Regions from separate parts of the Mus musculus genome. Here regions 1, 2, 3, 4, 6 and 7 are each linked to region 5. The links are chromatin loops, found by intact Hi-C in ENCODE. Cell type or tissue: left cerebral cortex. All regions are shown on one strand.

The links. Peaks named below come from ENCODE experiments on the same cell type or tissue, not always from the same donor. Only the 100,000 strongest peaks of a DNase experiment are listed, where the experiment ranks them.
Region 1: it touches region 5 in a loop (2.1-fold over the local background); 3 of 42 quality-filtered maps call a loop at or near these places.
Region 2: it touches region 5 in a loop (2.9-fold over the local background); 12 of 42 quality-filtered maps call a loop at or near these places.
Region 3: it touches region 5 in a loop (6-fold over the local background); 12 of 42 quality-filtered maps call a loop at or near these places.
Region 4: it touches region 5 in a loop (2.2-fold over the local background); 13 of 42 quality-filtered maps call a loop at or near these places.
Region 6: a loop joins it to region 5, with 7 times the contacts of the local background. A loop is called at or near these places in 11 of 42 quality-filtered maps.
Region 7: a loop joins it to region 5, with 5 times the contacts of the local background. A loop is called at or near these places in 15 of 42 quality-filtered maps.

The regions. Positions count from the first base shown.
Region 1 is chr11:53,144,784-53,148,783 of GRCm38, reverse strand. The region is part of intron 7 of Fstl4 (follistatin-like 4); the gene reads right to left. Among named protein-coding and RNA genes, the nearest start is that of Gm11186, 27 kb to the right of the region's middle. In left cerebral cortex, a CTCF peak has its summit at 2,283 (motif pointing right); DNase peaks (open chromatin) are centred at 2,293 and 3,357.
Region 2 is chr11:52,532,832-52,536,831 of GRCm38, reverse strand. No RefSeq gene overlaps it. Among named protein-coding and RNA genes, the nearest start is that of Gm30366, 45 kb to the left of the region's middle. In left cerebral cortex, no CTCF peak of the experiment used is centred here; DNase peaks (open chromatin) are centred at 443 and 2,037; H3K27ac peaks cover 1,711 bases.
Region 3 is chr11:52,519,713-52,523,712 of GRCm38, reverse strand. No RefSeq gene overlaps it. Among named protein-coding and RNA genes, the nearest start is that of Gm30366, 58 kb to the left of the region's middle. In left cerebral cortex, a CTCF peak has its summit at 1,598 (motif pointing left); DNase peaks (open chromatin) are centred at 425, 1,081, 1,596 and 3,706; H3K27ac peaks cover 879 bases.
Region 4 is chr11:52,435,565-52,439,564 of GRCm38, reverse strand. No RefSeq gene overlaps it. Among named protein-coding and RNA genes, the nearest start is that of 9530068E07Rik, 41 kb to the right of the region's middle. In left cerebral cortex, a CTCF peak has its summit at 2,080; a DNase peak (open chromatin) is centred at 2,187; H3K27ac peaks cover 295 bases.
Region 5 is chr11:52,763,912-52,767,911 of GRCm38, reverse strand. It overlaps Fstl4 (follistatin-like 4), which reads right to left and starts at 3,206. Exons shown (of 16, transcript NM_177059.3): 1 at 3,030-3,206. In left cerebral cortex, a CTCF peak has its summit at 1,780; DNase peaks (open chromatin) are centred at 1,771, 2,044, 2,870, 3,289 and 1 more place; H3K4me3 peaks cover 2,793 bases; H3K27ac peaks cover 1,480 bases.
Region 6 is chr11:53,252,657-53,256,656 of GRCm38, reverse strand. No RefSeq gene overlaps it. Among named protein-coding and RNA genes, the nearest start is that of Hspa4, 46 kb to the left of the region's middle. In left cerebral cortex, CTCF peaks have their summits at 1,532 (motif pointing right) and 2,085 (motif pointing left); a DNase peak (open chromatin) is centred at 1,533.
Region 7 is chr11:53,030,178-53,034,177 of GRCm38, reverse strand. The region is part of intron 4 of Fstl4 (follistatin-like 4); the gene reads right to left. Among named protein-coding and RNA genes, the nearest start is that of Gm11186, 88 kb to the left of the region's middle. In left cerebral cortex, a CTCF peak has its summit at 1,611 (motif pointing right); a DNase peak (open chromatin) is centred at 1,619.

The DNA.
Region 1 (4,000 bases), 380 kb before region 5:
ACCTCCTCCTTTGTCACCTCCGTGACATCTTCCGCCTCCAACTCCCTTTAGGTCCTGGAGACGCTGGCTTGTTTCACAGGAATCTCGCTCACCTGGTACAAGGCTTGATTCTGGAGGGAGGACCTTGTTGAGAGCTAGGGCTGACAAACCTTCTTAAAGGGCTAGGTAGGAACCATGTCAGCCTCCCCAGTCTTCTGGTTTCTGTCAACCCCTTGACTCTGCCATGATAGCATGATAATAGCTGAGAAGACATGCATATGAATGAGTGTGGCGTGTTTGGCGGCATCTACGGACTCCAGTTTGCTTAACCAGGGTTCAATTCCATCCAGATCCCAAGTGCATATGGGTAACTTATGGGGTCAGAGTCACCCAAGGGAAGAGAGACAGACTGATAGGAACAGCGAACAAATCAAACCAAAACAAGGCAGGGTGAGAGAGCAAGGCAGGACGAGACAGAGACAGACAGACAGGCAGGTAGGCACTTGCGCGTGCACACACACACACACACACACACACACACACATACACACACACACAGACACACACACAGAGTGAGAAAAAGAGCGAGAGCCAGGGAGAGAGAGCGCCAGCCATTCCCAGGGTTTCCACAGGAAGTGACCCAGAGTCTCAGAGAGGTATGAGGAGGAGTTTAAGGCCATCCTCAGCTACATTGCACATTCAAGGCCAGTCTGGGATATAAGAACTCATATTTCAAAGGAGAGAGAGAAAGAGAAAAAAGATGCTTTTGGGCTAACTTAACTCAATGAGGGATGAGAGAAAGGCACAAAATAGTGACAGGAAGGTTGATAGTGAACATGGCTCCTGCTTTCCAAATTAGTAAAAAAAATGGCTCACCATGCTCTCATCTTGGAGGCTTCTGGAATGCTGCACCCTGACTGTGAAACATCACTTTGCTTAAAAGAGTCCATTCCTACTGTTCCGTAGAAGCCTCGGCCATAAAGAACACAGCAGATAGCTGACTTATCCTGTGTCACAACAGCCCTAAGGGCTCACCCCTGAGTTGCTGATGAAAAAACTAAAGGCTGATCAATACTGAGATGACAGATTTCTGTCTGTTTCCTGAATCAGAATATAAGTGTATTGCAGCCCCTTCTGTGTGTGTGTGTGTGTGTGTGTGTGTGTGTGTGTGTGTGTGTTAGGGCACGTGTAGCTCATCATTAGGGGGAGCAGTGGGGAGGGAAACTCAATGCTCCACATGGTCAGATGCAGTCAGACTCCACCCTAAGGCTCAGAGCCAGAGCCACTTGCTGGGTCTAGTGCAGGGTTATTTGAGTTTTTCTTCCTTCCTTCCTTCCTTCCTTCCTTCCTTCCTTCCTTCCTTCCTTCCTTTCTTTCTTTTTTTCTTTCTTTCTTTCTTTTGTTCCTTCTTTTTTTTTTTTTTTGGTTTTTCAAGACAGGGTTTCTCTGTGTAGCCTTGGCTGTCCTGAAACTCACTCTGTAGACCAGGCTGGCCTCGAACTCAGAAATCTGCCTGCCTCTGCCTCCCGAGTGCTGGGATTAAAGGAGTGCGCCACCACGCCCAGCTCCATTTGAGTTTTTCTTGACCCTCCTCGTCACAGTCTTTTTAGAGTCCTTGAAGGTAATCTTAGGCTCCAGTGGTCCCTTCCTATGGTCCCCACTTTGTCAGGGTTGCTAGTTACCCATGTCACAGCATTTTGGAGGCTTAGAAGGTGTCTAGGTGAGGTGGCTGTCTAAAGTCAAACTCCCAGGGATCACCTGAGAGTGGTACCCCATTAACGTCAGCACACAGAATTCAAGAGGTTACTCGAGTCAGTGGCTAGCTCCCCACCACGCCCGATTGCCAGTGTTCTATATCTAGAGATAGTTAGCAGAGAAAATAGTCAGGAAAAATGCTGCCTGTCCAGACTTGTCAACATTCCCTGAAGAGTATAACACAATAACTGTTGAGCTAGCCTCTACAGCATGCCACACCACACACATTATGTAGAGATGGTTCAGGGGCGGGTATGTATAGGCCTGCAAATGCTGTCCCATTTTATATGAAGGACTTGAACATCTCAAATTTATATCACCTAGTTTTATCTTCTGGGAAAATGCCCAAACATACAGACACCCAGTCCCATGGGGGTAGTCTGTAGGATCTATTTGAAAACACCTGCTCTCTCTTACAGCCTCTATCGTGACACCCTGCACCCAGCCACCTTGGTCTCATCTGTGGAGCAGAGACCCCCTACCTGTCTTCCCTGCAGTGTGCTCACCCACATGGCTTCCCACAGAACAGGTTTTTTTCAAGCAAACGCCAGAGGGCGCACATCCTCACCTGGCCTGGGGGACAGTGACAATGCTGCCCTGGCCCTCCCATGGCTTCCCACTCTGCCCTTGTCTTAGGTGCCTGCCCATCCTTTACAGGATGACTGGAGTCTTCCACTTGCAGTCCCTGTCCTCCCTGTCCTTCCAAGGCTGTCACTTATCTCTATCTCCTCCAAGGGTGCTCACCTCTCACCCGACTGCCATTCCAACCCCTTCTTCTCTTCTCTGCATCACAATGCCTTGTTACTATGTTTGCCACCTGTGAAACCCACTCAATTTAAGCTGCACAAGGAGGAGGGGACACTTAGACTCTGTGGTCCCTGCTGTGTCCCCAGAGCTGAAGCCAGCAGTTCACATTCTGTGGTGTTTATTACAGTCGCATTCTGACTTTCTGGGATGGAGTCTGGGTGTCCCACTCTGGCCTTCATATCTGATTAAGTGTTGATTAGCTGTGCAAGGTCAAAACGTGGGATCGGTCACAACAAAGGGGGTGGCAGAAGGACAACTGGATTGGTCCTAAGTATTTGTGCATATGTACATTTGTGTACGTGCAGATACATATAGGGGTAAGAGGTCCACACAGGGCGGCACCTAAGGATCTCTGCATTGGCTTGCAGCTTGCTGATGTGGCTGTACTAGCTGGCCAGGGAACCCCAGGATCCTTCTGCCTCTTCCTTCCCAGCGCTGGGATGACAAACATACACTCCACATGTGGCTTCACCCATGGGCTCCAGGGGTTGAACTTAGGTCCTCATCAACCTTAGACACTTTGCTGACTGAGCCATCCTCCCGTATAATTCTGTTCCCACGCCCTGCCTAACCCTTCTCTGTGGTGTAGCCCTCCGAGGGACTCAGTGCTTCTACATCCTCCAGGTCAGGGCTTATCCTTCAAGGATAGACTGGAGGTTTGTCTCAGGGCAGCAGCAGATAGAAATCCCTGTGCAGAACCCCAGACTGTTGACTGTGCACCCCTGAAAGAGTCTTTAGCCTCCGCCTGCTTCTCTTGCCTCTCAAGAACAAGTCCTTGTTTCCTGTAAGAGGAGCATACTCCTGGAGTAGTGAGCCAGTGGGAGGAACTGTACCAGCCTGGAGGGGACCAGAGAGCTGGCCAGATGCTTCACAGCTCTTTTGTTAAGTACAGAGCACATCGCCGCCTGTGGTGTCAGCTCAGGGAGAGCCCGCCTCTGTAATAAATAAAATAATCTCTCTAGGCTAAAACAATAGACATCATATAATTACAGAACGAAATGCATATTGTTTTCTGGATATGAATACTGGCTGCAGAAATCAAATTACCTCATTGGATGTGAGAGAATTACTTTAAACATTGATTTATAAGAAGCTACATAAAACTAAGCCTGCAATCTTTCCTCTTCTGAATGCTTCCTGAGATGTGTCTGAATACTGCTATCAATGCTTGATTGCATCTCTGTAATTGTTTTTTAATGGATAGCTTTTTTCCTCTGATACATAGAAATGTATTAGCAAAATCAAAGTTCCTTCCAGAAATAAACAGATGCCAGATTAGACCATTCTTTGTATGGGTGCACATCCATTTTGGGGGGAAAGAGACAATTTTACTTAAAGACATGATGTTTGTCTATTAAAAAGCGATTTTCTAAGTATTTGCCCTTATTAGAGAAAGTAATTAGATGAGACTTCAGTATTAAACAGTAGTTAAGCGAGAGGAGGTGGGGGATGCTTCCAT
Region 2 (4,000 bases), 230 kb after region 5:
TGTCACAGCGGAGCACAAAACGGGAGAGGAAGAGGAGGACATGGATAATGAGGATGAGAAGGAGAAAGTGTGTGTGTGTAGGAAGTGCTGCCCAGGGCCCAAGCTTCCTAGTAGCTGCTTCTCTTGTTAGGCCACTATCCCTCCAGATACCAGGTGAGCCTCTACCATCCCTGGCTCCTCCTTGGGACACTAACCGGGCACTAAGCTGGTCCAGCCTCCAGGGAGCGCCCTCTCCAGCCCCAGGATGCAGCTCCTTGAGAGGCTAGAAAACCTCCTATCTAGGATCCAAAGCCCTCCAGCCATAAGGCCAAGAAGCTTTGCCACTCTCAAGGATACCACAGAGCACTGAGTTAGTCTCCTCACACCCTGCCTGCCTTCTTGTTCCTGAAGAAGATGCCTCAGGCACTTGGCACCTCCCAGCCCCTTCCCCCATCCTCATACCCACACCCACACCCTCACCACAGCAGGAATATGTAGACTTCAAGTCCTGAAAAGAGCCTCGTCCATGTTCAACAAAGAAAAAGGAACCCCTGGGCCCTTGTACCCTACATAGGAGAATCTGATATCAAGGCCCATCTGCCCATGATCCCAGAGTGGGTGGGGGTTCAGTAAGAGAGGCCATTTGGGGAGCCTTGTCCCCACATCACCCTGGATATGGGTTCTTCGCTAACATTTCTTGGCTGTTGCAGTTAGTAAAATAATTCATTGCTTTCCCTCCCAGCAAGCAGCACCTCTCAGCCAAGCTCTCTGGGAGATATGACAGCCATTTTCCCCACTCCATGTTCTCCCTTAACTGGTCCAAGTGTCTGAGGACAAGAAACACGCTTTCTCCAGCTCCTGTCCCAAACTACCTCAACATGCCAGCTGGACTCTGGAGCCAGATGCCAGTCTTCTGAGATGCTCGGGTCTGGCCATGTCCCGACCCCACAACATTTCTTCTCAAAGTGCCAAGCCTGCATGAGACAAACCCGTGCCCCATGCAGGAGAAAGGTCCCCACCTGCTCGTTGTCCAGCAGTGTTCAAACTAGGCATCACCTCCTTTTGGAACCCCTCCCTTAACTGAAGCGGGTGTCCCTCTTCTCCAGACCAAAGCACTCTTTTCCTCCCTTTCCCTTGGCAGGGTTTGCCACGCCACCAAACTGGGGTGTGACCTGGCATCTGTGTATGACCAGGGAATCAGACACAGTTTGGGTCTATACGGTCTGGTTTACAGAATATTTGAGCTGCCTTCTTAAATCCACATGGCCCAGGGCACTCATACCCACAGACACAAACTCAGCCAACACCCTTCTGAGTCGCCACAGGAAAGACCCGCTGATGGAGCAAGCCTTTGAAGTTCAAAGAGAAGACTGGCAGGTCCCTCCAGCCTTACTGAGGACCAGGAGTGTAAACAGACCCTTGCAGGTACCATGTTTCCCCTCCCCCCTCCCCAAACACCCCAAGAAACTTATACAGCCTTCTCAGGGAAGAGAAGCCAGCAAAAAACAGCAACTGCCTCCCTGACAGACAGCCCCCCCCCCTCCGCCCCCGAGAGTTCTAATGGAATTAAAATAATCTCGCCACAGTGCCCCGACCCCAGATAGGCACCATCCATGAAGGCAGAGCTGCTAACTGCTGCTTTGAAGACTCTTTACCCAAGAGCTATTTGTCCTCTGTAAATGGGATTTTAGGTACACGGCTGAAAAAGGAAGGCGATGGCCTCCAACGCCTCAGTGTGTATTATACATTAGATAGATATTTAAAAATAAATAGCGATTAAAAGGAAGGCTATAAATGACGGGCGAGAACTCCAGACCCTCCGAGGCCTTCATGCAAATGTCTCACTACTCTCTCAGCTCCAGAAATCTGGGACAAACTGTAATCATTTCTCTGATTTTTAAAAAATGTACTGATCCAGCTGCTTTGGAAGAGCCGGGCTGTCTCAGATGAAGCCGGGGTGTGAGCTGGAATGAACATGATGGGGGGGGGGGGGGGGATCCCAGAGCCAGCCTAGTGAGAGGGCCAGTGCGCATGCTCACCAGTTCTCTTTCCAGCCTACACCTGTTGTCTGGAGTGCGGGAGATTAAACCTGGAGACACGCACTCTGCTGCCCGTAATGACTCATTTTCAACGTTAGCATTGGCTATTGGCAGCAGCGGCAGCAGCGAGGTCGTTGTCGCAGTCATCATCATCATCGTCATCATTGTCGTCATCACATCTTTGGACTTAGGGCTGGTTAGAGTGTTAGCTAGCCTTTTGTTCTAAGCCTTTAATCATCAACATAAAGATAACCCCATGGACCTTTTCTGTGCTACGTTTTCCAACCTGCCCTTTTGCAGAGAAACTGAAGTTACCACTTTAAAAGACCCGGGGCGGGGGTGGGGGTGGGGGGGCATGTGCAAACCTAAAATCCACACACTTTATTCAGATTTTTATTAGGTTTTTGCCTATTGTGTTCCTACAGGGGGTGGGTATGAGGAAGTCAGAGGACAACTTGTAGAAATCTGTTCTCAAACACAGGACAAAGAGCTAACGAAGGTGCTTATTAACATATCAAAGTGGACTCTGGTTGAAGGTTTCCCAAAATCCCTCAGTCCCCACCCCTTATATAGGATCCTTCTGGCTGGCATACCCAACTCCCTACCCTAACTTCTCAGCCCAGGGGCTGAGTTGAGTTTTCCCTTCCCACAGCTTCTCTGATTCCTATCTAACTCAGACATGTTGGTGACTTGGCCCTTTGACCTTTTATCACCTTTTGGCCTCTTGTCCACTGCTCCAGGTTTCTCTCTCCCTTTCTCCTCTCCCCATCCCCTCCCTCCTTCCTTCACATGTTCAGTCTGGACCCTTTCAGAGCCTCTGCCTCTGCTCTTTCTCATGTCTACAGTAAACCTGTACCGTACCTGGGAGCAGTCATGGCCTCCTTTTTACTATTTCTTTTTCTGTTTGTTTGGATTTTTTGTTTTGTTTTGTTTTGTTGTGTTTTATTGTGTTGTTTTTCAAGGCAGGGTTTCTCTGTATAGCCCTGGCTGTCCTGGAACTCACTCTGTAGACCAGGCTGGCCTTAAACTAAAAAAATCCACCTGCCTCTGCCTCCCAAGTGCTGGGGTTCCATCATGTGGATAGAGGGATCAAACCCAGGCTGTCAGGCTTGTCAGCAAGTGCTTTTGACCCACCCGGAGCTATGGCAACAGACCTAATTTTTAAAATGTGCTCCTTTTAGCAACCTCCCTGGGGCTACCCGAGGCTCTCAGCACTTGGCGTGTCTCCAAGTATGTCATGTAGCCATGAACCCACATTCACTCACCTCCCTACTTGCAGGCTCCCTGGCGGCAGGGACTTCACGCTCAACATTTAGCCTATAATATAAAGTGACTTCTTACCTGTGTTCACTGAACACTTGGCCCATGCTGAGAGCCTCAGGCACTACCTGGCTAGAACCTAGGAAAGGCAGCTAGCTCTCCTGTGACCACCATCCTACACAAGTGAGGCCAGGGCCAGCTGGGAAGACTCTGCAGTCCCTTTCTTTGCTGTGTAAGTATTGAGGCGTTCTACCCTTCACCCTCACTGACTGGCTCAAGGACACACTATTGCGATATAGCCATATAAGTGAGGCAGGGTGAACCACAGACTCTAGGACAGACTATTGTTATAGAAGGTTCAGGCTCGAGGTTCTGGGGGACACTGACGCAGGTTGTCCTTTTGGGTAGAAGATTTATTAGCATGGTTATTAATGCCATAGACAGACATGACCAGGGCTTGGGGCAACTCAGACCCATGAGGCAGAGTGGAAGGTCCCTCCTTAGGGTTCACAGAAGGAAGGAGATGTTTCATGTAGTCAGGCTATCTTTGATCCCCTGGCCTGAGTCAGGGGAAGGGGGGGGGGACTTCTTGCACTACCGGAAGGGGGTGTGTAAGTAAGAGAACATGGCGGGGAGAGAGAGGAAAGGGAATACCCCATTTAGTTGTACCCATTACAGAGGCTGCCACGGAATGCGCCCACAAGCCATCAACTGCCACCAAG
Region 3 (4,000 bases), 240 kb after region 5:
TGTACCCCGAGAATACCCTTAGTGTGGAGACTCTCAGTGTGAATACTCAGTGTGAATACTCAGTGTGAATACTCAGTGTGAATACTCAGTGTGAAAACAGTCTGAGCAACAGTTCCTTCAACAGAAGGCCCTCTCTACCCTGCCTCCCACTCAAGTCCCAGGTTCCCGTGACCTTCTTGCTGCTGGGACAGCCGACCTGAGCCACATCACATTTCCTGCTGGTTGAAGTGATATCTATCGGTGGTCAGAGAGAATGTATCTCTTTCCCTGTACAGGAAAGAAGAAGCCCAGAGATAAACTCCTTCTGGAGACAAGACCACAAGAAGCTGGTGGCTTCTGCAACTGGGTCACTAACAAATGGAAAGGAATCGAGGAAGTCCCAGCCCCCTGGCACTGCTGATGCATTCATAAACTCACAGTAGCTGTGGATGCTTGACCAAGCCAGTCAGTATTCCAGCATGTATGGGGAAGGGGAGATGAGACCCTACCCTTAGCTGAGGAGCTATTGGCAGCTGATGGCTACCGGGAAAAGAAGAATCATCTTTCTTCAAGGATATGAGCCCCTGTAGGTTCTCCATGCTCCTAGTCTAACCCTGTCTTTCTGGCTACTGGTCCCATAGGTTGAGAGCCTCTGCTCAGCCAGGGGACTGATGCTATCAGCGGTGCCTATAGAAATCAGAACCCCTGTGCCCTAACCCATGGAGCCTATGGTTTAGCAAAAAAAGGGCTTAGCAACAAGGCCGAACTCAGCCTGGGAGTTGGGGCAGGGCCTGGTTGCTTCTCCCTCTGCCCAGTCTGGGGAGAAGAGCAGTGTTGCTACCCTACAGTCTCATGCACACACATGCATGCACACACATATCCCTGAATCTTCAAAGATGTCTTTCAACTTTGTAAAATAATGAAGTTCTATCCCATAAAAATAGCCCATTGGCTTCAATCTGCCATTATATTTTTCCTGGGACCCTGGGTTGAACGTGAGTGTAATCTGTAAGATAATGTAAGCACTAATAATGTTTTCCAGAGATGCATTCTTCAGCCTAACAAATGCAAACTGCTATTAGGAGTGCGTTTGTTAGCATTGATGAGGCCTAGATCACCAGCTTTGGCAGCAAGATGAAAACAGGCTGATTTTTTTCCCCTTCTAAGCTGTTCAGCTTCTGAAAAAAAATTAGCATAATGTGTTGAATGTTCCACACAAGTCTAAATTAGTCTTAAAAACTCCTTTGTGATTCTTCTCCCATTAAAGACTTTAAATATCGTTATCCTTCTTTAATAGAACAATTCATCAATGTAGTCCTCTAAAAGGTAAGCAATAGAGATGGATTAGACAAGGGAGTGTGATATAAAGAACACTCCTGCAGAATTAATATGCTAATACTGTACCAGGCACTTAGTAGGTGCTTAATAAATGGATATTCTTCTATTCATTGACTGAAATTCCTTTGTGTTTACAGAGTCAGTCCTTTTGGTCCTGTTTGAAGATTTTAAAAGACAGGAATGCGTAATCATCATTTTCCATTTTATTTGAGGACTTGGAAGCTCCCAGGAAAAGCTTTTTCTTTCCACACTTGGGCCTCAGACTTTGACATAGCGCCACCTACTGCCAGAGCTTGGCCATCTTCTCTCAAACATCCCCCAAAGCCCTTCAAGAATATTGAGGCATTTGTTTGCCAACATTATAACAGCTGGTACTATGTGGGACAGACCCTACTGTGTGGGATAGACTCTACAGTGTGGGACAGATCCTACTGCGTGGAACAGACCCTACTATGTGGAACGTAGGACCTACTTTGTGAGACAGACACTACTGTGTAGAATAGACCCTACTGTGTGGGACAGACTGTAGGCATTTAAGTATGTCCAATGAACAAGAAACATGACCAGAGATTCAAGAGTAAGTGGGCTGATACCCACCCCAGAAACAGGCACCCTGCATCCATTTTCCTCCTTAAGTAGGCAAAGCTCTCTTTCTCTCTCTCACTCTCTCTCTCATACACACACACACACACACACACACACACACACACACACACAGAGCCCTCAGGCCTCACTTGGCCTTGACTTCCTGGTGTTGGAGCAACAAAGTCTGGCCTCTGGTCATAAGAGCAGCTACAAATTGGAAAGCAAATAAAGACTTGGGCAGGTTCTCAACTCAAGATTGCTCTCCGTACTGCAAACAGGTTGTATCCCCATGTCAACCGGAGATGCAATTAGGCTTATTGATCCAACTGCAAAATGGGCATTGATAAATCAATACAGTGTAGATGCCATAGATAAACCATGCACGTCGTCAGGAGGCACGCGTGTGTGAATGCTTCGATGCGGACTGGTACTGGGGATCTCCCTCCTCAATATGACTGAGAATGCCGAGCCGTTAGGGTGTGCAGCAGCCTGATTTGCCCTAAGTTATTGCTACTCTCTCATTCAGTCCATAAGTAGTTTTTGTATGCCTGGCTGTACACCTGGCCTGGGGACATTGGGACAACTGAGCCTCCCAACTATTCCCAGGGACTCGTGACCTAAGAAAACCTAGCAGAACCGTCTTGTGACGTGGGACATCCTAGTTCAGGAAAGCCTATGTGGTGTGCTTGCTACACAGGCTTTCAACTTTGGTGATGGAAGGGTCCCCTGAGAGAAGCCTTTGTCCTGGGCTCAGCTTTACAGCTGAGAACTCGGAGGTTTGGAGAGCCTTGGGGTGTGGGGACAAAGAGGTGGCTCTGATCAAATATGAGGGCCTGAGCCCTGATCTGGGACATCCATGTAAAAAGCCAGGCACCATGAAAACTCAGCCCTAGAGAGGTAGAGAAGAGAGGACCCTGGAGCTTGCTGGCCAGTGTACCCAACTGGTGGGTGAACTCTAGAGTCGGTGAAAGACCCTGTCTCAAAATTAATGCGAAGGGTCCATGGGGTAGCTCAGTGGGTGAATGTGCCTACCCTCAAGCTGATGACCCGAGTTTGATCCCTTGGACCAACATGGTGAATGAGAAAATTCACTCCTGAAATTTTGTTCTCCATCCTCCATGCAAATACTTTGGTGTGTGCATATGCACACACACACAATAAATAAATAAATAAATAAATAAATAAATAAATAAATAAATAAATAAAATGTTTGTTGACACCATCAATTTACCACTGGCCTACACATATGCACGCGCACACACACACATACACACACACACAGAAGCTGGGTGAATAAACAGATAACAATTTTTGAATGAGATTTGAACCCAGACTGCAAGTTTTAAAACCTATACTCCTCCGTGACAGGGTCTATACGACCAATATCTTGGATCTGATCTTGGAACAAACTTACCTACGAGCACAGACATCATCCCGCCCCAGGGCAGCCAAAAACCCACCAACCACAGAAGAATGGGAGCGTATGAGGGCAGCACTATCTGACCTTAACAGCCCAGGTCTGAGGCAGCCTTTAACAGGCTAGGAGACTGGGTACACTGCCCAGCACCTACCCATCCATGGCCACCATTCCCCTTAGCATTGGTAGCCCAGTGTCATGCAGGCACTATGCACTGGGAGGTCTGGCCCAGATCCCAGGCCCACCACAGGATGTAAAACCAGATTAACTTCAGACCAATTAGGGTGATTTTGTTCCTCCTGTTGATGGATGATTTAGGAAGAAATACAGGACAAAGTTCTGGCCAAGGAGACATTGCTCAGAACCACAAGACTGCTGGAGGAGCAGCCGGGAATGGTCTCTTAGCACTTAAATAGAGATGCACAGACCATTTTCATCCGCCAGGCTGGCAAGACACCAAGAGGCTGAGAACACATTGTGTTTGTGTGGGGAAGCGGGTCCTTTAAATATTGCTGACGGGAGCATGAACTGTGCAGATCCTAGGAAGGGCAATTTGAAGATCGCTGTCAAGGTTACTAATATACATCCCTCTTGCCTGCGTCGTTCCACCTCTGGGAATTTATCCTACAAGAATGCTAACATAGTCGCAGAATTGGTTATAATAGCAGATTGAAAAACAAC
Region 4 (4,000 bases), 330 kb after region 5:
AAGTTGCTTTGATCATGATGTTTCGTCAGAGCCATTGTAGCCCTAACTAACACATCTACGCTATACAATCCAGGATGCCCTGCCTAGGGAATGGTGCCATCCACAGTGTCTTCCCACAAACTTACCAACAGGTCAGCCTAATCTAGGCAATGACCATTGAGACTCTGTGCTTCCCAGATAACTCAAGACTGTCAATTTGACAATTAAAAACAAAAAAACAAAACAAACAAACAAACAAACAAACAAAACCTGCCTTTTTGATCATCTGGCTTCCATATTTTATTGTTCCCCAACATGAGTTCTACCAAACTTCAGCTTTTGGTCCCAACCATTCTGTTGTTTGATTGTGAACGGTACTGGTAGGCACCCAACAGGCAGTGCCGTTCTGAATCGTAGAAGTTTTTAGGATTAAGTGAATCACCTGGGATGATGGTGTGGCCCCACTTCCTGTCTGTCCTTTCCTTACTGACTGTAGACACCGTGGGACCTCAGGCTCCTGCCCCGTGTCTTGCCACACGATGGACTCTACTTCCCCTGAAGTGTAAACCAGAATAACTGTAAACCCTTCCACCTGAGTCAGGTATTTGGTCACAGTAATGAGAAAAATTAATACATATTCATAACTTTCTAATATACCTTACCTTTTGCTCAATTGATTTTTATAAATTTTGACACTTTTTTTTTTCTTGGTGGGGATGGAGGAGTCAGAGGACAATTTGCAGAATTCAGTTCTCTCCTTCCACCATGTGGATCCCCAGGGAACGGACTCAGGTCACAGGCCTGGCTGCCAGCACCTTTACTCACTAAGCCACCTCATGGGCCCAGTCACTTCACCTTTGCGTGGTCACTGTCTTCCTTCTTCCACTAGGATGTGGATTCCCTGGGGATGGCCAGTTGGTTCACACCATTTCCCAGCACTTAGACCGTGCCTGTCAAAGTGCAGTCTCCAACCCACAGTGTTCACTTGTCACTTGCTGATGTGGCCATGCCAGGATCTAGTCTGCACCTGGGACACCACCTTCTATAAAGATGAAGAGGGAGTTCCAAAGCAAGTCTGCTCTGAACCACATGACATAGAGAGCCCCCATCTTCAGGATGGAAGCCATCTGGGTGTCCCTTCCCAGAATGGCCTTCTTTAGAATCTCCTGCCCACTGCCCACTGGTGCACAGCAGGGTCCTTGGGACACAGAGCTTCCCACTACCTTGGTCAGCTCAGACTGTCATACATAGCAAAGCACCAGACCAAGGGTTTCAACAAAAGCTTGATTTCTCACCGTCCTGTAAGCTGCAAGCCTAGGGTCACAGTGCCAACAAGGCAGCTCTTAAGAGGTTTTCCGGGCTTGCAGGAAGCCACATGCCATTTCCTCTCACCTTTGAGGGGGGGGGGGGGCTCTGGTTTCTCCTCTTAGAGAGCACTGTCCCTGGCCCGAGGGTACAATCCTCATGAGCTCAGCTAATCTTCCCACTATCGCCATGTAAAGAGGCCAGAAGTCAGCACTGGACTCTGCACGGCATTCAGTGTGCTGCAGCCTCCTGGAAACACCAGATGCAAAGGAGAGTACTTGATAACTGTATGACGTAGGAGATGGGCCACGAAGCGTTTACATTTATGCCACACTCAGGTTTTGGCCCTCTCTCTTGATGTCCTTTGCCGCCGGGCTCATCTATATTTCTGTTAGCCTGTCTATAGTCGCCAGCCAACAAGATCTCCCTGCCCCCCAAGAATATCACCATACAAACTCACAGACTAGGGAGGGCCGGCTCAGGTCTGGATATATGCTTGGCAACAAAGCACAGTGGTACAATGTTGATGCAGATGTTCTGTTACCCAAGGAGACCCACTTGGGCCATAAATCCCAGCTGGAAGATGCCCAAAGGCTGGAGGGGCCGTGTGTGGGGAGCCACAGAGCCACGTGAGTGGGTGCCAGGGCCAAGCAGATTGTCCCCCAGCGCCTGCTTACAAGGCAGCCCATGCAGATGAGCTCTTTATAGACATAGATTCTGCTTCCATACAAATGTCTGCGACTGTAGCAAATAAGGACTGGGAGACACAAAAGCCTACTCAGTTCTGTGGAAGGTGCCGCCTGGTGTTTGGAGGCGTCCCTGAGAGCTGTGTTAGCCACCTGTCAGGAGTGGTGAGGGAAGCAGACGGAGCTCTTTGGAGAAGCATCAAACAAGTGTGGGGTGAACCTGCAGGGAGAAGGTAAAGCAGTCAGGCCTTGGGAGCTGTGGGCGGGAACGTGGGCGGGAACCTAAAGATCTGCCGCTGCTCCAATGGGCTCCTGGAGAAGTTCCATGGCTACAGGAGTCAGCTCCCTCCTCAGCGTGCTCCCTCAGCACCTGTCGCCTAGGGAGCTGTGTTTTGTGGGTGGGTGGATTAGTTTGCTTATGATAGGGTCTCACTATGTAACCCTGACTAGCCTGGAACGCTCTATGCAGACCAGCCTGGCCTCAAACTCACTGCGATCCCGCCTGTCTCTACCTCCCGTGTGGGGCTGTATTAGTAATTTACTCATGGTTTCTGTTTGTAACAAGACACCTGGCAAAAGCAGCTTAAGGAAGGAAAGGTCTACTCTGTCTGAGTGCAGTTCCTGGAGAGAAGCACAGCAACAAGGATGGGAGGCAGCCAGTCACACTGTGCCCTCGTGAAGGAAACAGGGATGAACGCTGGAGCCCAGCTCAACCGGTTCTTTTTATTCAGATCATGATCCAAGCTCTGGAGAAGGTGCCAGTGACATTCAGGGTGTCTTCCCTCTTCGTCTAAACCTTTCTAGAAATACTCAGAGAAGAAGCCAAAAGAGTGTTTCCAAAGGTGATTCAAACTCCAGTCAGGCTGACAGTGATGATTAACAGTCCCAAACAGCCTTCCCAAAACCATGAAGAACCGGAGTCCAGACAGACTATGGCCGGAGCTCATGCTGTTACTCTCTGGTTTCCAACCAGGTCCTCCCCTCCTTAATATCATGGGCTGGGAATGGTGACCGACATGGGGCTTTTGCTGAAAGGAAGAAACCATGACATCCAAGTTATCCACTGTGGGAAGGTTAATACCAGGATAAAGAGGGGGAGGCTGGCTTTGAAGATCTTAAATTAAAAGACAATAAAGGACACAAGGAAGTCAGTGGAGATCAGTAAGATGGCTCAGCAGGTATGGGAGCTTGCCACCAAGACTAAAGATCTGAGTTCGATTCCCAAATGCACTGGATCGGAAAGAACCAACTCCGGCAAGGTGTTCTTGACCACCATATATGTACTGTGCCACGGATGTGTGTGCACACACACTCACAAACTCACACACACACTCGCACACACTCACAAATTCACACACACTCACTCACATACACTCACACACACTCACAAACTCTCTCTCACACACACAAATAAATATGCTAACAAAAAATTAAATAGTTTTGGATTTTTAAAAAGAGCCCGCTTCTGCAGCCTCTAACTCTCGATGATCCAGCCTCACTCTCCCAAATGCTGTGAGCCCCCACGTACGGCTGGATTATTTTTTCTTTCAAGTGAAAAAAAAGCTTCACTGTCTTCCTCCACACCGTCAGCCTGTGTCTCCTTAAAGCAACAACCTTTTTTTTTTTTTTCTGGCTTATTGATTTGATCAGTATTTTGTGCCTCTCACCCTGACCTAGGCATGTCTGGGGGGAGGGGCTATGTTGTGGATATAAGGGACAGAACTTCTGTCCTCCTGGAGCTTATGATCCAAAGACATTCTGAGCACACACACACAAGTAAACACATGGATGTCAACACCAAGGTCTCCACTCCAGAGAGGAGTGAGGGATGTTTGAATGACAGATGAGAAGAGGGAACACAACAGCTTTGAGTCATAGGCAGGTCACTTGCACTGTAGCTTGAGGAAGGACAAGGTCCCCATCAACTATGTCCTACACCAGAGGAGGCCATGCTGGTGACAGCTCCGGATCACCATGACCCAGCCCGGGATCACAAATAACGGAGGCTCGCTCCCCTTTGCCCACAGTTC
Region 5 (4,000 bases):
TCTGCCTGATGTTGGGGGAATGGGGACTGCACAAACTCAACCTGAAACCAGTGGCTACATCATAATTTCTGCTGAAAGGTTTAGACTCTAGTTTTGATTTGCGTGTGTTTTAGGAAAAAGGAAAAGCACGTCAAATTTCCCCAAATAGCCCCAAAAATTCCAACCTGGAGAAGATAAGCATCTACCAAGCTAACTGCAGCACAATGTAATTAAGTGGCATCGTATTTTCTACGTTTTTGTTACATTTATTTATTTGGGTGTGTGTGTGTATGTTTAAAAGTGAGAGAACAGCTGGCAGAAGTCTGTTCTCTTCTTCCACGTGTGGATCTTGGGGCTCAAACTCAAACCTGAGAGCATGTGCCATTACCCACTGAGCTATCTCATCTGCCCTAAGTTGAATTTTCTATTGATTATGAACTCCTTATTATCCAACAACTGGTGAATTGAAGACCTAAATACTTCCATGTGCAATGTGTAAATTGATGGCATTCATCTTGGAACTGAAGTTTTACACATTCACCTACAGCTTCTATCACCCTTATCTGTCCAACCTTCAGATAACTCCTAAATATGTCCTTTAAACCGTGGTTTTCCCATTATATTTGATGTTCCATGTCTTAGTATTATTCAGTAAGAGGCAAAACACTTTAAGAGAGACACTCTCTTGAAATACCTAATTTCATCTTGTTTGGAAAAACATGGTAACTACACATAAGCAAGAAGGTGGGACTTGGAGAGAAAAGATACCTCCAGAGGTAGGGTAGACACTTGGGACAGGTTTGTGAAAACGTAACCATTCAATACCAGTTCCCGGAACAGGCTATTAAGTCAAATAGAAGACCATCACATGAGGACACAGTAAATAAACCGGTCCTCCAATTCCTTAACAGAAGGAAAAGCACAGTGAGTGACCCAGTCTCTCCCTCCTTCTCTCACCTACTGGGCACAACCAGGGGAATCAAAGTCCTGACATTGCCCAGTTCAGCGAGCTGGTCTCACTCTGGGAAAGGGGGTTGGGATGGGGAGAACCTTTCTGCAATTAACAAAACTTGGTGACATCAAATTCTAAGAGGAAAAGTAAAAGCCCCCGGGACAACATAATTAGGACTGCTAACACATGGACCCTTTCCCTGGATGACCTTTGGTTCAGGCTGAAGTCTTCCTGGGAAGAGTGAGGTATTGGGCCCCATGATAGGAGGAAGAAAGCCAGCATTCAGCTGACAGTGGCAGAATAACCTGGGCCTGAGGTCCCTTCTCACACAACTGAAACAGGAAGTCACTGGGTTCTGCCAGAGAAGTGCTGGGGCTATGATACCACACAAGTCCTAGTCACTCCCCGACTCGTTTGCTTTCCACACCAATGTCCACACCAGAGCCTATCCTCAGAGTCAGAGGGACCGGAACAGATACTGGCCAGTATCAGGGACGAGAACAGACTGTTAAAATTCTCCCTTGCATCACCAGTGGCTGCTGGGCAGGAATATAACTTGAGGGCTTTCTGGAAAAGTCCTGACGTCTTCTTCATTCCCCCCCCACTTTTTTCCTCCTTAGAAAATGCCAAGGGGTGTTGTTCTCTGTACGGATTTTTTGGCTAGCAAGTACCCCATTTCTGTGTAAGGCATATAAAGGGGTGGGTGGATTTGGGTACCTCGTGGCAGGGGAGGGTACCTAGTACAATTCTTGGAGCACAGGCTTGCAACAGATTTACTAGGACAACAGACCAAAGCTACTGGCGCTGTCTTTCACTCATGGAAAGCTCGATAGAAGCGACACCTAGAGGGGACGGAGGGGAGACTACCGAAGCGCTATTCATCAGTGTCAAGAGACGGTTATCTGGAGGGAAGTCCTCTAGGCAGGGCAAGGTGGACCAGCTCTGGGAGAAAATGCAGACCTGGTGGGGGCGAGGGGAAACTCCCAGAGAACTCTGAGCTGACCAAAGGACAGCATAGACGCTCGCCAAATTCTGGGCACCACGAGCCCTACCGACCGCTGCCAGTCAGTTTCTTCCCTTGCAAGTTTCAGGACAGGAAGTCCTCAGGTGGCAGACATAGGGGAAGCCAAGTGGGACACGGCTTTGTCAGCTGCAGAGAGTGCTCAAAGCCTCGTGCTGCAGTGCTACCCAAACTCCAGGCGACATGCGCCCCAAGAGCAGCGCTCTGCCTGCGTTTCCCAGGTCTCCTCTGAAACTTAGAAATGGTCTCTCTTCCTTCGGTGGAGCAAAGAGGGGCCGAAGTCAGTCAGCACAGTTGCTCTTAGCACCTACCCACCCACCCCCAACCTAAATATCCTCAGGACAAACTGCTCCCTAGAGACTTCCCAGTGGGTTACAGCAGCTGCTTACTGGCAACAACTGTGGCCTCGCAAGATGAAAGCCACAAGGTCCCCAGGGCAGGGTTCTGCTAGGATGCCCTCTTCTTGAGCTCCTTACACTGAGGGCCATGGGATAACGAGGGCCAAGAGAGGCGCAGATTATCTTTGGGCTGCGACAAGGGGACGCAAGTTTCCCCGCAAAGCGGAGGGGAAGAAGGTGCAAAGGATGCCCGCCCCGCACTCTAGATCCCAGCCAAGGGCACAGGTCTGAGCCAGGGTCTGTCGCTAGGGTTTGGCTGAGGCCATCCGGGGGTTCAGAGCCCAAGAGCGGCGCCTGCAGGGTCTCGGTGCGGATCGCGAGCTTCGGGCTCAGCCAGAGCAGTTCTGCGTGGCGCCCCGCGCGCCTATAAGGATCACTCCGTTCCCCACCGCTGATCCCCGGGTGTCAAACCCCATGTACCCCAGCTTTAAGCCCCCAGTCCTAGCGCATCCAGGGTGGCCCTGCCGAGTCCCGGCCCTGTGGTCCCGTGCCCGTAGCCAGGCGCGCAAACTTGGCTCTCCAGGCGTGGGCAGTGAGAACCTGCGAACGCCCGCACCGGGCCCTGCAGCGAGCTGCGGAGCTGCGGGCGTCGGGACCCGGGCGGAGAGCAGCGGGACGAGCTGGCGGCGGTGGCACGACTCGGACACCCGCATCTTCTCCGGAGCTGCGACCCGCTTACCTACGGCGGCCGGGGCCGAGGGAATGACCAGGTGGCCGGACTCGGGTGGAAGGGAGGGAGCGCCCCGTGGCGGCGACAGAGGCGGCGACCCGGACCCCGCGTCCTCGGCTGGGTCGTCTCCGGCTGTCGGCTGGTCCCCTGGCGTGCTAGAGATAGTCCAAGCTCCAGCTCTCCGAGCCTCCGCCGCCCGCCGCTGTGCCACCGCTGCCGCGGCTGCCCTATTTCTGCCGCCGGGACCGGAGCCCGTGACGTCACCCTCCGGGCCCCGCCTGCCCAATCGCCGCCACCTGTGCTCGCCTCCCGCCTGCTTGCGGGTCAGACCCCGCGGCAGGTGTAGAGCAGCCCGGCGCGCAAGCAGAGCGCGAGGATTCCCTGTTCCCTGCACCACCTGGGCCAGACAGCTCTCTTTCCCCTGGCTCCCAGGAAGCTCAGCAGGTGACAACCCCCTGCCTCTGTTTTCCCACTTACCCCTCCTCTCCTCTAAGCTCTTTTCCGGGCCAGCCTCCCCCAAGGTTGTGCTTTGCTCAAAGCGCAGGATTGCTCTCAATCAGCGGCCATTTCTCGTGAAACCTTACGGGGTCGGTACATTGCACCAAGAGAGATGTCCCTGAAGCAATATTCAGGGAACACTCCTCCCTGCATTGAGAACCAACTACCTGTGAAAGAGCAAAGTTTTCTTTACTCCCAACTAGAGACGCTTACAAGATTCCCAGGTGACATTTGCCAAGCCTGACCAGGCTGAGCCGGGAACGTGTCTTGTTCCTAAAACAAGACACTTTCCTCTCCTGGGCCTAAGACCTCAGCTTCCTGGCTTTTCCATCTCTTTTCTCTTCTCTTCTCTTCTCTTCTCTTCTCTTCTCTTCTCTTCTCTTCTCTTCTCTTCTCTTCTCTTCTCTTCTCTCTTTCCTCCACAGCTCTTCATATGTGCTCAGCTAAATTGCAAACACCTCTGTCACTTTCGACCTAACCTC
Region 6 (4,000 bases), 490 kb before region 5:
GTTGTTGTTGTTGTTGTTGCTCATACAAGTACCTAACAAAAGCAATACAATTAAGGAAGGACTTTGATGGCTCACAGTTTGAGGGCACAAGTCCATCCTGGTGCGGGTGGGGTGATGAGAGCATGCAGGAAGCAGAGCTGAGTCATGGGTCACCCCACTCTGCCCCCTTTCCGTTCAGTTCAGGGCCCTGGCCCATGGCATGGTTCTGCTTGCTCTGGGGCAGGTCTTCCCTCTTGAGTTAAACCTCAGGGAAATATTTTCACAGGTACATATTGGTGTGCCTCCTAGGGGGTTCTAAATTCCGTTAGGTTGATAATCAAGAGTAGCTTTCACAGGAGGTTTTATAGTATCTGAAACATCAAGAGGCCCATGCAGTGGTCTGGAAAGGCCCTTGCTTGAGTGATGGGCCTTGCCTCTGTGCCTGGTCTCTCAATGAAGCAGCGACTGGAGTCCAGGTGCCTCTCCGTGACTAAAGAGATGCGGTATTTTCAATGGCGACAAGAATAGCCACCAGTGCTCTGGGACTCACTCCACAACTCCCCTTTCTGGATGGGGAAAGGGTCAAAGCTGGTGCTCGTTATAAGCTCAGTAGCATAGCTGACTTCTGGAGAGCCACGTGTCTGCCATAGTGGATGAGGACTTTCAAAAAGCCACCCTCAACATGGTGTTACCATAGTCGCTTCAAATCTGTGGGGAAACCCACCTAAGACCCTTCGAACCTGTGGTGGTGCTAAATCCTATGTATATTAGATTTTCTCCTATACGTACCTTTGATAAAATTCAGTGCATAAGTTAGGGAGGGTAAATCAGATGTGATTTCACATGCCTATAGTCTCAGCTATAGGCAGACTGAAGGGCAGGGGATCAGGCATTCAAGGTCACGGTAGTTCCTTAGTAAGTTCTAGGCCAGCCTGGAATCTATACGGCTTTATTTCAGGGGGAAAGAAAGGGCGGTAAGAGATGAACAGTACTGAGAGAATGTTGAGATGTTCTGTCTTGTATATAATAGACACTATAGGCTGTACTATATAGTGTACTAGTATGCTGTATATTAGTGGAGTACAGAGCACACAAGGCTGGGCAAAGGGATGGGTGGTATCCTAGGAAGAATTGAGCCATATAACATGAGGTTTCTGCACACTATTGAGGGTAGTATGTAATTTAAAATTCACGAGTTATTTCTGGAAATTTCCACTTAATGCCTTCAGATCATGGCTAACTGTAGGGAACTAAAACAGGAAGTCAAGGCCGTGGATGAAGGGGCCTACTGGTTTTGAAGTAGCTCTCATTTCTTTTGTAAAGCTTTATTCCATCTATTTATTTTGTGTGTGCACTGCACACTTGTGAGGGCCAGATACACGTTTTAGGAGTCAGTTCTCTCCTTCCACCATGTAAGGTGTAGAAATTGAACCCAGGTCCTCAGATTTGGGGCAGGTCCGCTCGTCATCTCACCAAACCCAGTTCTCATTTCTTAAGTTTCTTCTCCAGCCAGCTCTGGTCTTCTGCGAGCTGCAATGCCAATGCTGCCACATGGGGGCGCCATCGTTCTTTCTTTGTTATGGTAGGTTGTTGCCAAGCAGGTCAGAATCAGCACACCATTCAGACTTCAGGTTTGGAGAAATTTGGAGAAGAGAAGGTGGCTCCTCCATCTTTGGGTTAGTGAAGTAAAGCCAAATCAGTCTGGTTCCACACAACAGCTAGACGTGAGAGTGTTAGTCACTAATCTGTTGTGTTGTGATGTTTCATCCTCACCGTCAACCTGACGGCTTAGAATCACCTAGGAGACACACCTCAGAGTGCCTGTGAAATTGTTATCAGAGATGTTCACCTAGAGAAGGAAGAGCTCCCCTAAATGTGGGTGGCACCACCCCATGGGTCTGGAGTGAATTAAAAAACCAGCAAGTTGAAGGCTGGAGAGATGGCTCAGCAGTTAAGAGCCCTGGCTGTTCTTTCCTGAGGATCTGGGTTCCAGTCCTAGCTCCCACACAGTGGCTCACAGCCATCTGTAGTTCCAGTTTCAAGGGATCCAGTGCCCTCTTCTGGCCTCTGTGGGCACTGCACACATGTCATGTAGACATAGACAGGCAAAAACACCCACATACATAAAAATAATAAAGACATGTTAAAAAAATGGAAAAATGCAGATCGTGGAGACTGGGGAGTGTGGTTCAGTTGGTTAAAATGCTCGCTGTGCAAGGACGAGGAGCTGAGTTCAATCTGCAGAACCTGTGTAAAAAGCCAGATGTGGCGGTGAACACCTATATCTTAGTGCTGTGGTGGCAGAGGCAGCAGATCCTGGGGCTTGTTGCCCAGCAGCCTAGCCCATTTGCCACGCCCTGGGCCTCAGAGAGAGAATGTGAGTTGAAAACCAAGGAGGATACCTCCTCAGGAAAAAATAGTACCCAAGGTTGACCTGTGGCTTCCACGTATGCATGCAATTCCCCACCAGGATGGGCAGCGCCCTTAACCAAACCAACCCTTCCTTCCAGAAGTTGCTTCTGTCAAGTACTTGGATGCAAGTAACTAAGACACACCTAGAGATCTGACCACTAAAGTGTGGTGTTACTGGGTAATAACGAAGACTCTTGCACTGATGTTAACCTGGGGTAGACACTAGGGTAAACACTGAAGAGTCATGGGATAGACAGACACTGGGGTGGACAGACACTGGAGTGGGTAGACAGACACTGGGGTGGGTGGACAGACACTGGGGTGGGTAGACAGACACTAGGGTGGACAGACACTGGTGTGGACAGACACTGGGGTAGTCAGACACTGGGATAGACAGACACTGGGGTGGACAGACACTGGGGTGGGTAGACAGACACTAGGGTGGACAGACACTGGGGTGGACAGACACTGGAGTGGGTAGACAGACACTGGGGTGGGTAGACAGACACTGGGGTGGACAGACACTAGGGTGGGTAGACAGACACTGGGATAGACAGACACTGGGGTAGACAGACACTGGAGTGGGTAGACAGACAGCAAGCAGCATATACAGACACCAATATACCAGGGTTGACAGAGACTGGCATAGACATTTATGCTACCTGGAATCAGCCTGAAACCCTCCCCTGTCTCAGCAGGTCCCAGGCAGTCCCGAGCTTCCACAGCTTCAGGAGAACCTTCCTTCCTGTCTCTAGCAAGCCAGGGTAAGTCCTGAGAGGGCCCAGCAACTGCAGAACCCTCCCCCTGGGAGAAGTGGCTGTTAGCCTCTGGGCTGGAGTTGAGCTACTTTCTGTTCCTTCTGTGACACAGGACTCTATCCCAGGGCTTCACGTGCACTAGCTAAGAACCTTTACCAACTGAGGTACAGGCTAGCCATTTTATTTATTTTGAGACTGGGTCTCATGTAACCCAGGCTGGCTTCAAACTTGAACTCAGATCCACTAGAGGACTTTGAACTCAATCTGCCTCTATGTCCTAAGTGTTGGGATCCTAGTTATGCACTACTCTGCCCAGTTTATGTTGTGCTGGGGACTGAACCCACGGCTTCATCATTGCTGGGTTAGCAGCCCTACCACCTGAACTACCTTTGCCGCCCCAGTTGTCCTTTCTAACCGAGCCTGTCGTCTCCAGCGTTCTGACTCAGGTACATACATAGTAAGCCATCCCTCCCTCAAACTAGAGAATGGCTCTCTGGCATGAGGGATCCTGGCTGCTCAGGGGCTGTTCCTGGGTCAGCTGGCCACGCCACACCATTTCCATTAGTTCAGATCCAGCTTCAGCCTGCTCTATACAGCTTTCACAGATGCTTTCGAAAGGAGCCCTAAATCAGAGCCAACTCATCAAGTGGCTCTGACTATTAACAAAATTGCTTCCTGCTAATTTGAGTTTACAAAATAAATGGCTCCTGACAATCTGGCAGGGCTGCGTGGCGGGCACCCCACCCACCATGTGCTTTGGGTACAGGACAGGGCATCCACAGGGGAACAGGGGAGCTCTGGCCCAAATGCCATGGCAACCGTCAGAGAGGACTTGGGGCTATCACAGATAG
Region 7 (4,000 bases), 270 kb before region 5:
CTCTAGTGCTGAGACTAGAGACTACTGATCATCCCTGAGGTCAAGTGTTTCTGGAGGCATGAGGTGGGTTGTGAGTAAAGCCTGTTGACTCAAGGCCTGGAACCTCGGGGTGGGGGTGGGGATCACCGAGCGTGTTTCTACTTGACATCGAATCCTCTAGTCAAGGAGACATCAGCTGTGCCGTGCCAAGGGCCTGGCTGCACACTGGCCCTTAGTTAAGGTCCTCCTGTCCAGACTTGAGGTCCCTGTGGGGCTTATCCCATTAGCAGACGTGGGAAATTGGGCAGTTATGAGGCTAGTGTCTAAATGAACCCTGAAGAAGATGCTCCATTTTTTTTTTTTTTTTTTGCCACTTAATTGAATTTGTGGCAGTAAATCTTTGAGTCTTCTCTTAGCATTCAGAATTTCAATTTACTCCATGGATTTTTGTGTTCAACCCCCAGTGAAAATGAGCATTTGTGCCGAAAAGCTTTTAATCAACCCTTCTCAAAATGTCAGTCCCCTTATCTCCAAAGCCCACTGCAATCTTGGGGCCTATGGTTTTAAAAAGAGCTCCCATGTACCGCCTCTCCCTCCCAGCTCCTGGCGTGCTTTATCATGGCTTAATCAGAGTCGTTTCTGACATTCATCCCTCTCCTAATCTTCTCAGATTTCTTCTTAAGGTGAGTTTTCCACTTCAAATCCAGCTTTGTGGACCCATTAATATTCCCTGAAGCCAATGCCCACAGACAAGGACTTGCATGCAGGAACTCTGGCGGTGTGGTGTCCTCTCTCTTAGCACGCAGGTTAATTGTCCAGTCTTTAATTAAATCATTTTCCTTTCACGTTGTTTGTGGAGCTACATGGTAAATTAAGCTGTAAACCTGTCTTTGCTTTATGAGGATGGAGTTTTACACATTCTTGCTTGCTTTTTTTTTCCTCAAAGACTGACTCTCTGTGTGTGTGTGTGTGTGTGTATGTGACCATGCACACATGTGTGAGTATATATCCAGGTGTGCATGTGTGTGAGAGTGTATGTATGCACACATGTGTTTGTGAATATGTGCATGCCTGTTTGTTTGTAGAGAGGCCGGAGAAAGAAATCAGGCATGTTGCTCCATGACTCTCCATTCATTCCTTTGATGCAAGTTTCCCACTGAACTTTGAGCTAGGCTGTTGACCAGCAAACTCCAGCCCCAGAGTTCCTTCTCTTTCCATCCTCCACTGCAGGGAGTGTGGCAGGCAAGCATCCAACCGCACCTGTAGTTAGGTTACCAGGCCTGCACAGAAGGTGTTCTTGCCTACTGAGTCATCTCTCTAGCCAGGCCTTGATTCTCCATCCTCCTGCCTCAGCTTCATAAGTACTTGGGATTATAGGTCTGATCCCCTAGGTGTCTGATCCATCAGGTCTGAGCAAAAGCTAATTTCCAGAAAAATAATTCTTAATAGGAAAGGACACACATTATATGGAAAGAAAGGAATAAAATTTTTGGATTTTCAGTGGCAAACATTTTACTTAGTAATGATTTGGGGAAAGGCTCTTTTCCATACTTTGGGGCAGAGTGTAACTGCCTCTGGAAGCATTCCTAACTGAGATGGTAAACAAGGCAGGCCCTCCCGCTGTCCTGGGAGCAGCCACCAGGGGGCAGCATGTCTCCCACCTACTGATCAGCTAGCTAATCAGCATCCCTGCTGCTCCGACCCTGTGCACCACAGGACAGCCATGTTCTCTCTATCGATTTCTCCCCAGGCCTTGGATTTGGATGAGCCCTAATCAGTGGTGTGGTCTTCAGTCCTTGCTTCTTGATTTGTCAGGAGAGTGAGTTATCTGAGCTGCCGCTCTCTGTGATTTGTAGGTGGGAGAACTTGGCTGCACTGCTGTGACCTTTTCAATATTCTGTTATTAGAGGGGCTGGCCATTTCAACTTCCTCCTGAACAGAGCATCTTCAGAGTGTGCTGAAGAGGAAGAATGGCCAGTTAGTCAGAGCGCTGAAGGCTGAAAAGGTTGCCATGGTGGGTGGGGTGTGGGGGTGCTGACGGTCACCATCTGCCTTGGCATCCTGCAAAATGCAAGGCTCCTGACCCCCAGGGTTCCATGGGACCCACCAAAGCAGTGGATTCAATCCTCAGGTCCCCTTCCTTGCCATGCAGACACTGCCACTGCCAATGTAAACAGGCAACCCAGGTGACTCACTGTGGCCTGCCAGGTCCCACGCCCTCAGGTTCCTTGCTGACGCCTCATCTGCCATTAACTTTCCTATCACTTCCGGTGCTCTAGCCACATTGGCCTGCATCTGCTGCCTTGGACTTGCAGGCTCCTCCCAGTCCTGGGGCCTTTGCATGTGCTAAGCTTTGCTTAGAATCTCTTTCTCCAGGTCTTTGGCCTGGCTGCTTTCCCTTCAGCACATAGCCCAGGCTCCACTGTTGTCTCCTATTCCATACCTCCCTCCTTATGGAAGCAATACTCCACTCGCCTATCTTCCTTTCTCTGGGTACTGTGTGCTTGTGCACAGAGAGGCCAGAGGTCAAGGCCAGGCTTTCATTGATTGCTCTTTCCCTTAAATTTTCAATAGTGCAATAGTGGAGCTCGCTGACCGGCCAACAAACTCCAGAAATTCTCCTATCACGGTTTCCCCATGTTGGTGTTACACTTGGCTTTTTACATGGATGCCGGGGTTCCCAATCCAGTCTTCACGCTTGGGTTATAAGCACTCTGACCATCCTCTCCCCAGCCTTCCTTATAGCTGTTTAGTACCTATCACATTAGTCTCGTCCTCCATGCCTCTACCTCAGCATCTTCACATGCACGCCCCCTGAGGGAAGAGAATGGACTGCAGGTAGATAGCGTCTGCTCTCTGTGTCCGCATGGCTTGGAGCAGCCACAAGGACACAGTGGGTCCTCAGAGTGTTGATGAGTGAAAGTTATGGTGCAGTTGACTGCAAAAGGAGATACTAGTTCCAACTCCTCTCTGGTCACCCAGCAGATGTCCTTCTTCCTGCTTCCCAGGTCACTCCTGTCACCTTCCTAGAGGACCTATTACATATAGCAAGGTGACAAATGCCAGGTGAAACCCAGCACCTAGAATCTAGACTCACTGCAGTGATTCAAAGTATTAGCACATGACTCATACATTAGTTTCTACCCCCCCCCTTGTTTGTTTTATTCAAGACAGGGTTTCTCCATATAACCTTGGCTGTCCTGGAACTCACTCTGTAGACCAGGCTAGCTTCCAACTCACATAGATCTGCTTGCCTCTATCTGAGAGCTGGGATTAAAGGCGTGTGCCACCACTGCCCAGCTTAGAAGTTTCTTACACATATGGCAGGATGATCATTTACAACAGTGCAGCCATCTTCAGGATCCAAATATTGAGCCCAGGACTGCTTAGAAACTCCCCCTGGCTGAAGTTTGGGTGGATGTCCCTACAAAGCGGAATAAAGACGAGTCCACAGCCCTGTCTGGTGCTGTATGGGGTCACAGGTGCTGTTTCTGGAACTGTGTGGAAGATTTGGGCCAGAGGGTCTACCTGCAACCCAGAAGCACACATGGGGACAGCCACAGGGCAGCTTCTCAGTTTTCAAGAGATTTTTGAAAAGTAGCCTTGGGAAAGTTTATGTTTCATTTTATTCCTGTCAGACCCTGGGTTTTAGGGTATCCTAGGAAGGCCATTTCATCACCACAGTGTGCGACATTGTTCCGTCCCACTCTACAGTATGGAGGACCATTTAAACAGCTGCAGCATGTCCAAATTTTCTTTCCTTAGCTCTCCTGCGCCTGGAGGATGAAAGATGCTCAGAAGCATGCGGAGGCAGCGCTCCCCGCCGCTGTGGGGTTTTCTGCTGTCGACCACACCAGAAGTTTAGAATCAAACATCAGGAATGGAGAAAAGGAAAGGAAAGGCAATGGTTTTAAAGAGCCTGCCAAGCTCTGATCCTTGGGAGAGAACAAATCAAACAATCTCACTGGTGACAGGGATAGACCTGAATAGAAACCAAACACAATTTCACATTCCTCTTTGC